Linked DNA regions of Homo sapiens: region 2 is linked to region 1. A link is a loop called in an ENCODE intact Hi-C map of the cell type or tissue named here. Cell type or tissue: GM12878. All regions are shown on one strand. Links, peaks and the distances in the headings refer to the core of each region. The heading gives the core; the rest is flanking DNA. Region 1 overlaps FER (FER tyrosine kinase). Region 2 overlaps FER (FER tyrosine kinase).

Region 1 (4,405 bases), core at 259-4,258:
GTACTAAAGGACTTCTTTAAACACTGTCAGTAGAATCCTCTTTCATAAAATGAGATTCAGGGATTATGGCTGAGATAGGTGCCAAAAGGAAGTAGTTTTACTTGGAAAAATACTTCAGGAACATTTGAAGGTCAAAATTATGAATGCAGAGGCACAGACTAGAGTCTGCGAATAGTCGCAGCCCACCCTCCCCAGGCCTCTCATAGAGGCTCTGCACAAAAATAGTCTGTGGCAGCAGTAATCTACTAAGCAGATGATCTGCACTGATAAAAAACCATTGACTAGTTTTGATTTACCTACCTTTTCTGTTTTCTTAGTGATGGTTATTAAAGTGACAAAGAGAAAGACTACATTTGGTGGGGGTGGGGATCCCAACTTAAACCTTGTAAGAGCATCTGCTGGGAGGAAAGAAATGAACCAGAGATATCTTTTTGTCTCAAATCAAGTAAATATTTAGTGAAAGATTGGAATGTCATTCATGCTTACTACATTCAGATGTAGTATAAGAAAAACAAGGCATCCCGAATAGATTTCTTCCCCTAAAATTAAAAATTAGCCTATGGAACTATACAGGTAACTCTTAGGATTCAGTCAGATTCCAGACTTAGTGATACTGACTGGCACATCTGCAGACTTCATGGGAAGAAACAGTGATGAATCAAACGACAGGGATGAAAAGAGATTCATGAGGCATCCTGTCCACCAGGAAACCTTGCTGCATCCTAAATGCAAACTGGTTCAGTTCATTTTCTCTCATCTCCTTTCTCTATTAGTATATCAATAACTTTTCTTGAAGAAATATATACATAATTGCAAATGGTGTTGTCAGTGTTTCATAAGAAGAAAATTCCTGTTCTGGAAGCATCCAGTCGTAACTTGCTGTGCAAAATACTATGTCTTCCCTACTTTATTCATTCTTAGAGCTATTAAATTTCGGTTCTCTGTGCTAAATAAATTCATCCAATCCTGGTTCAAGTAACCTCCTTCTTAGGTCTAGATACTGTTTTCATTACTGTTGCCTTTAATTTTGTCTAATTGTAAAATGCCGAAGTAGACACAATTTGGCAGCCCTTGAGAAGCACTGCCTGCTCTTCTCTGAGTCTGTTTTTGTAAGCAGAATGTCAACTGTCTGGGTCATAGAAGAAGAAACAAACCAACCTTTGGGACCAGACCAATTGTGTAGCTGTATAAAAACACCTAGAGAATTTTTCTATCTAAATTCTGAATTTAAGATGAAAATAGACCTCTAGTACCTGAACTTTCTCTTGGGAATCTGAAAGACTGATGACGGATGCTACATGTGGGAGTTGGAGAAAAGCCACACCTTGATATATTATCTTATTCTTTGCCATTCTTAGCATAATGACCTTTTTTCAAATTCTGTCTCTCCAAGGTGCACTAAAAGCTTTTGAGTACTTGTCATACATAAACACTAAATGCAAAGATCAAGAGAAAGTAATGTGTAAGATTAAAAATAGGAGCAATGGCTTAAAGTAAGATGCTGAATGTTGTTAATGTATTCCTCTTACAGCTTCGTTGTTTATAAAAGGTTCTTTATTTAAATATCCTTTTCAAATAGTGTCTGTAGGATGCTTCTGTAAGTAATATTTGTAGATTTAAAATTATGAGGCCATAAGTATCTTGAAATATTATTTTAAGTTCAGGGGTATATGTGCAGGTTTGTTAGATTGGTAAACTTGTGTCATGGGGGTTTATTGTACACAGTATTTTGTCACCCAGGTATTAAGTCTAGTACCCACTAGACTTACTGGGTTATTTTTCCTGACCCTCTCCCTCCTCCCACCCTTCATAAGCCCAAGTGTGTATTGTTCCCCTCTATGTATCCATGTGTTCTCATCGTTTAGCTCCCACTTATAAGCGAGAATATGTGGTATTTGGTTTTCTCTTCCTGCATTAGTTTGCTAAGGATGTTCCTTCAAAGGACAGGATCTCATTCCTTTTTACAGCTACATAGCATTCCATGATGTATATGTACCACATTTTCTTTATCCAGTCTACCATTAATGGGCATTTAGGTTGATTCCATATCTTTGCTATTGTGAATAGTGAGGCAGTGAATATACGCGTATATGTGTATTTATGGTAGAACGATTTTATTCCTTTGGGTATATGCCCATTATGGGTATATTAGACCCCAGTGCAACCCCAATGTGATTGCTTGGTCTAATGGTAGCTCTGTTTCTAGGTCTTTGAGGAATCGCCACACTGTCTTCCACAATTATTGAACTATTTACACTCCAACCAACAGTGTATAAACCTTCCTTTCTCTCTACAACCTCACTAGCATCTGTTACTTACTTTTTAATAGCCATTCCGACTGGTGTGAGAGGGTATCTCATTGTGGTTTTAATTTGCATTTCTCTATCAATGATGAGTTTTTCATATGCTTGTTGGCCATATGTATGTTGTCTTTTGAAAAGTCTGTTCATGTCCTATACCTACTTTTTAACAGAGTTGTTTGGTTTTTTCTTGTAAATGTTTCTTAGTGGTCTAAAATATGTATGTACTTTTTCAGGAATGCTTTACTCTCAAGTCATTTTTGTACTGTTAATAGCTTTTAAAACAAATAGGGAATCTCCAAATGAGTAACATTTCATGGTATAACTCAGTCTGTTTCGTAAGAGTTCTTTCGTTTGAAAGAATTAGTCATTATAATCCCATAAGACAGTCATATCATTATTTGGATATTAATAGAAATGCCATTTTTTCCATGGGATAATATCTTAAAATACAAAAATAGTTTATTGAATTTTACTTGTACTGTGTTACCAAAAATAAAGGCCAAAATGAAAAGCTAAGTGCCATCTAGATCCTGTTTGTATTAGAAAAGGCTACATTAGAGCCTCACATTCCCCAGCAAGCCTTTTTCTCTCACAAATACGGTCCACAAGGGTGCTGGTCTTATGGAAATGACTGAACAAAAATCCCACCAAGATAATTTTTAGAAAGCAGAAAACTTAACTTATCCTCAGAAGCATTTTAATACATTTATTTTCTGGAGTTTAACTTAAATTTGACTGTGTGGCCCCTGTTTTGCAATCCCATGTAAAGAAATCCACAGTAACATGCCATCCCAAGTTCTTTATTAGTAACACCAGTAACTTTATAATTTTATATAGTTACAAATAGATATTTACTCAGGAAAAATAACAGATTCACACAAGACTTGCATATTATATATTTGTAAGAATCTTAAGGTGCCTATTTTTTTAATCACCTTTATTGCACTATAAATACAATAAAATGCACCAATTTTAAGGTACAGTTTGATGAGTCTTGCCAAATACATATAGTCATGTCATGTAATCATTACCACACTTCCATCATCCCCAAAAGTTCCCTCACACTGTTTTGCAGTCAGTATCCTTTTCCTATCTCTGGCCCTAGGGAACCACTCATCTGTCACTGTAGCTTAGATGTTTCTAAAATTGCATTTACATCGAGCTATGATCTCTAATGTCTAAATGATCGACATTTAGATCATTTCATTAGAACAAAACATATGCAGTATGTTTTGTTCTAGCTTTCTTTTTTGTAACTTATAATGCTTTTCAGATCTGTCCATATTATTGCGTATGTTAGTTTATGCTTTTTTATTTCTGAGTATTTCATTGTATGAATATATTACAGATTGTTTTCCAATCTCCAGTTGATAAACAGGTGGGTTATTTCCAGTTTAGGGCCATTATGAAGAAAGCTGCTCTGAATAGTCATATGTAAGTCTTTGTGTCAGTGTGTTATTTTTCTTGAGAAAATATCTAGAAGGTGAGTGGCTGGGTTCTATGGAAAAAAATTACATTTAGCTTTATAAGAAACTACAAAACTGTTTTCCAAAGTGGTTGTTCCACTTTGTGTTCTCACCAACAATGTATGACAGCTGCTATTTCTTCATGTCTTTGTCAACACTTGTTACCGTCAGTCTTGAGTTTTAGTCATTCTGGTGGGTATGTGCAGTGATATCTCATTGTGGTTTACATTTTTTTAAAATTAGAGACAGGATCCCACTGTGTTGCCCAGGCTGGTCTTGAACTCCTGCGCTCGATCCTCCTGCCTCGGCTTCCTAGAGTGGTGGGATTACAGGCATGAGCTACTGCACCCGGCCTAAAAATTTTTGAATAAAATACTAAACATTTTTTTAAAAACATTTCTGCTACTTAGTGTATTCTTTGATCATCTAACATAAATATGATTTGGAATATAAGGAAAACCTTAATACACTATTCTGGATGTCTGATAGGGTTTTAGACAATAACTTCATGGCAGTTTGATGAGGTTTATTTGTCTATTCTATAGCTAATAGATTATGAAAACATTCAGAAAATAAAGTGAATTCCTTATTGCATAGTGGTTGTTTTGCCTATTGTTGTATTAGTAGTCAGTCACC
Region 2 (4,405 bases), core at 181-4,180, 57 kb before region 1:
AAAATAATGTAAAACATGATTGAAAGTTCCCTTTAGTTTTTCAGGTAATGAGGAAAGGTTCTAAGTCTCATTTTTATATGCCAAAACATAACAAAAATAAATGCATGTCTATGAATTACAAAGCCAAGCTTTGTGTCCAGCAAATTCTAGCAAAAATTTTAAATCTTCTTTAAATTTTATATGAATTTACAAATTTTATCCTGTTCACTGACGGGAGGTCACTAGAACTCAGTATATAGTTGAAAATATTTCCAATTGTCTCTTCCCAAAATAGTGTTTTTAACTTTTAAGGACACATATTCTTTCTTTAGCTTTGTTTTATTGTTTTGATATGAGAAGAGCAGTGTTTCATTATAGGAAAACAATTATGACAACTATAAAATGGAAAGAGGTTACTGCATTAAGAAATGACCTGCATTTGGAAGTGTTCTTGTTGTAATTTCCATTTAACTTCCAGAAGAGTTCTCTTGCTACAAGTTTCTAGTGGAAACTATTTCTGTTTACAGCTTGAGGATTGCTGTATAGTTGGAATTTTGGGTTAGTTTTAATCAACGGCATTTTATTTAAAACTATTCTGTAGGCCAGTGTGAAATTTTCTTTCCTACTTGTACTTTATGAACTGTTTGAAATACACTGATAAACTTTGTGGTGTGTGTATGTTTACTTACAAAGGTATGTTACTAGATTGTTAGATGTCATCTGTAAAGAATACTCTGATTTTGAAGTTAAGGGGAGTCAGGATTGACATACTTGATATTAATGGTAATGGCATTCATTTATGGTTTTATTCTTGATGAATCCTACTGCCAAATTTGTTTTTATTCAGGTTTATTTCTAAAAGTTGGCTTTGTGCCATTGTTCTTTGATATCTTCAGAAAGTAAAAGGAGGACACACTTTTTATTGCCATATACTTGAGTGAAAGCCCACAATTTATGGGGAGTTTGGGGAACATTTCTTAATTTCGTATGTCATTGTCAATATCAGAAAAGATATATTTTGGAGGGGTTAGGTAGAATATGATTTCTTTTTCTAATTTTCAACTCTATACTGATTCTCTTCATGTTTGGTTGCTCTAACACAGTGATTTTTGTTTATCATGGAGTAAGCTAACAACTTTACAAATTAAAGTATATTAGACCACATTTATTTTATTAATCAGTCAGAGTTTTGCTTATGCATTGAAGACATTGATATTTCCAGTGTTTCACAAATGTGGGCAGTTGACTACTCTATGCCAGGGGCTACCAAAATGAAGATTATAGTCACTGCCCTCAGATGGATAGAACAAAAGTTAACAATAATGCAAAGAGATAGTCAATTTTGTGATAAAATCTACAGAATTCTTTGGGAGTAATATCAAGAGAGTCTAATATGACCTGTCAGTATGGGGACGATGATGGGAATAATCAGGGAAACTTTGCAGAGGATACCCTCTGAGTGAGACTTGGTGGATGGGTGTGTCACTGAATAGAAGGAGTAAGAAGATTCCAACTGAAGGAAAATTGAAAGCAAAGTTACAATGCTTTGTAAGAGAGAGCTTGACTTAATTGTGGACATTTTGTTGAACGAATATGAATTTTAACTGAAAAAAGAAAACTAATTTGAACAAAATTTACAAAACCCTAAAAAATGTATAATCTCATGAAAATGTATATGAGACCAATATTTTTTTTTCTTTTTTTTGAAACGGAGTCTCACTCTGTCGCCCAGGCTGGAGTGCAGTGGCGCCATCTCGGCTCACTGCAAGCTCTGCCTCCCAGGTTCACGCCATTCTCCTACCTCAGCCTCATGAGTAGCTGGGACTACAGGTGCCCGCCACCACGCCCGGCTAATTTTTTTGTGTTTTTAGTAGAGACAGGGTTTCACCATGTTAGCCAGGATGGTCTCAATCTCCTGACCTCGTGATCCGCCTGCCTTGGCCTCCCAAAGTGCTGGGATTACAAGCATGAGCCACCGCGCCCGGCCAAGACTAATATTATTCTTAAGCTTCATTGGGAAAACTAATTTAGGAAGGCTAAGATTGCCAGGAAGAGAGTAATATTATATTTCATTTATATATTCTAGAAGAGATTGCCTTGTCCAGTGATTTCTAATAAGGATTACCTATGTGTACTTTTTTAGTTAAATGTAAGATACTGCTTCCAGCTTATATTTGTGTGTGTGTGTGTGTGTGTGTGTGTGTGTGTGTGTGTGTGTGTGTGTTTTGAGACTTCATATTTTATTAAGTAAAAGATTTGGTATGCTTCTGACCATTTACATTTTTCCCGATGATCTTTGAGGATTTATTTCTCTATTTTTGTACTGAAAATGATTACCTAGTGTCTGAGCTTTTCCTAAACTGTGAGTATACTGAAAAAGTATTTTGTCCTTGGTGCACCTTCAAATCATTTAAATGGTAAAATAAAGACAAAATAAATAAAAATAAAATAAAATGTTTTCTGTGACGTTTTGAACCCTTCATCATTTCTGTCACTCGTGATCTACCATATACTCAATTGAAGGCACTGTAAGACCACTTTAAGTAACTGAGACCCAGAGAGATTAAAGGAAGGTCACCTAAACAATTAGTGGCTGGGCCACTGCTAGGTCCTAAATGTGCTGACTCCATTCTGACACATTTCCTGTAATTCCAGTGCCAGTGTTTTGCTCTGTCTCATTCAAGTATTAGTAACCCTAACAGCTGGCATTTATTAAGGGCTCACTGAGTACTAGACACAGTTCTTCTAAGTGCTTTAGATGCAATGTCTGAGAATGTCAGCTTCCTGAGATCAGTGATTTTTATTCATATCGTTCACTAATGGATTCCAAAAGCCTGGAACAGTGCCTAGCAATTGAAGCTAAATGAATGAACCTTCAAAACAATAGCGGTACTATTGTTTAAGCCCGTTTTACACATGAGGAAACTCACAGTTAGGGAGTTTGAGTATCGTGCCCAAGATCATATTAAAAACAAGTGGTAGTTTCAGGATGTGAATCTCAGCACTCTGGTTCTAAGGCCACACACTGAATCTACTCTACTGCCTTGTACAACAGAGGTATCTTCTGATTACCTAGGAAAGTCAAGGCAGAAGGCCGAATGGTATTTGATGTGATGACTAAGCTTATATTTAACATCTGCACTCTGTAATGATCATGAGCAAAAACAGAAGAGGGTTCTGAAGGCTGTGAAACATAATTTTAGAAAGACAAACCAAGATGTTTTTATCATTTAATGAACAGTTGCTGAAATGCAGGAGCATTTTGTTGTTGCTTCTCTATTTAATAAGAGTTTGAATTTTTTTTCATTTTTATATACTGTTGTTTAGAATGCCCCCTTATGCTTTATCTGTTAATTAAACACACAGGATTAACATAGAGATGTGATAATCTCAGTTAGTTGACTAAGCATTTATGACTGATTTTCTTGTTCTGACATTTGATTTACAATTTTGAATATATTAAGCTGTATTTTTATTTTTAGCTTTGAAACCAATTTTGCTATAATACAGAGAGGACTGCTCAATAATTTTAAATGTATTAAGAATATATAGTCCTTCTTTAACCCTTTTTTCCTGTTACAAATTGGTATTTGTATATGCAGTGCAATTATCATACAAAGATAATGTAAGTGAACACCTTTATAAAAATTTTTTATCCTACTGCTTTATTCAGGGTAAAAATTTCCCACCACTAGTTTCACTCATTTTAATTAAGGACTTTTCCCTAAAGACACATGTGTAATATGTTTCCAGGAATGAAAAAAGAGACCTTCCTTTATGTTAGCCAATTAACATCTTGGCTTGGGTTAATGTACCAGCATATCTAGCTGCTACTTTAGAAAACAAAAATGAGAGATTTGGAGTAAAGGGTCAGAGGACAGTAGTTAACTATTTATGGTTACTGGTAGGAAAGATGCAGTATATGCAGAGACTGTTGAGGACTTAAGGGCAGTCCATTGAGCACACTGAAAGTCCTTGAGAGTGAGAGGAGAAGGAATGAAGGGAATAGTAGTACATTAAGGCTATTTCATGGTTTAGTTAGGGCTAGCCATGTCCTGTGTTACACAGATAAGATAGAAGAGAAAATTGGCTGATGTCTCATATTCTTCCTCATTTCTGACTTTTTTCCAGTCAATTACAATAAGTACATTTTGGATTCAGAATGTCAAAAAAGTGATCTTTTACATTAAACAATTACAAATGGTTACAGTTACCATTTTTCTTTTAGGGAATATTTGATTACAAGGAACAGAAACTAAGCCATAGGAGTTTTTCTTTTAACTTTTATTTTAGGCTCAGGGGGTACATGTGAAGGTTTGTTATACAGGTAAACTCATCTCACAGGGGGTTGTTGTACAGATTGTTTCATTATCCACGTATTAAGCCTAGTACCCAGTAGTTTCTTTTTCTGCTCCTCTCCCTCCCT

The links. A loop is a pair of places that touch in the nucleus more often than their neighbours do. Peaks named below come from ENCODE experiments on the same cell type or tissue, not always from the same donor. Only the 100,000 strongest peaks of a DNase experiment are listed, where the experiment ranks them.
Region 2: it touches region 1 in a loop (4-fold over the local background); 1 of 110 quality-filtered maps calls a loop at or near these places.

What each region holds. Positions count from the first base shown.
Region 1 is chr5:109,159,620-109,164,024 of GRCh38, forward strand. All of the region lies in intron 17 of FER (FER tyrosine kinase), which reads left to right. LOC124901040 (a long non-coding RNA gene) reads right to left here. Exons shown (of 2, transcript XR_007058897.1): 2 at 3,088-4,081. Among named protein-coding and RNA genes, the nearest start is that of PJA2, 250 kb to the right of the region's middle. In GM12878, for the core only: no CTCF peak of the experiment used is centred there; a DNase peak (open chromatin) is centred at 2,452; H3K27ac peaks cover 327 bases.
Region 2 is chr5:109,103,077-109,107,481 of GRCh38, forward strand. All of the region lies in intron 17 of FER (FER tyrosine kinase), which reads left to right. Among named protein-coding and RNA genes, the nearest start is that of PJA2, 300 kb to the right of the region's middle. In GM12878, for the core only: no CTCF peak of the experiment used is centred there; no DNase peak of the experiment used is centred there.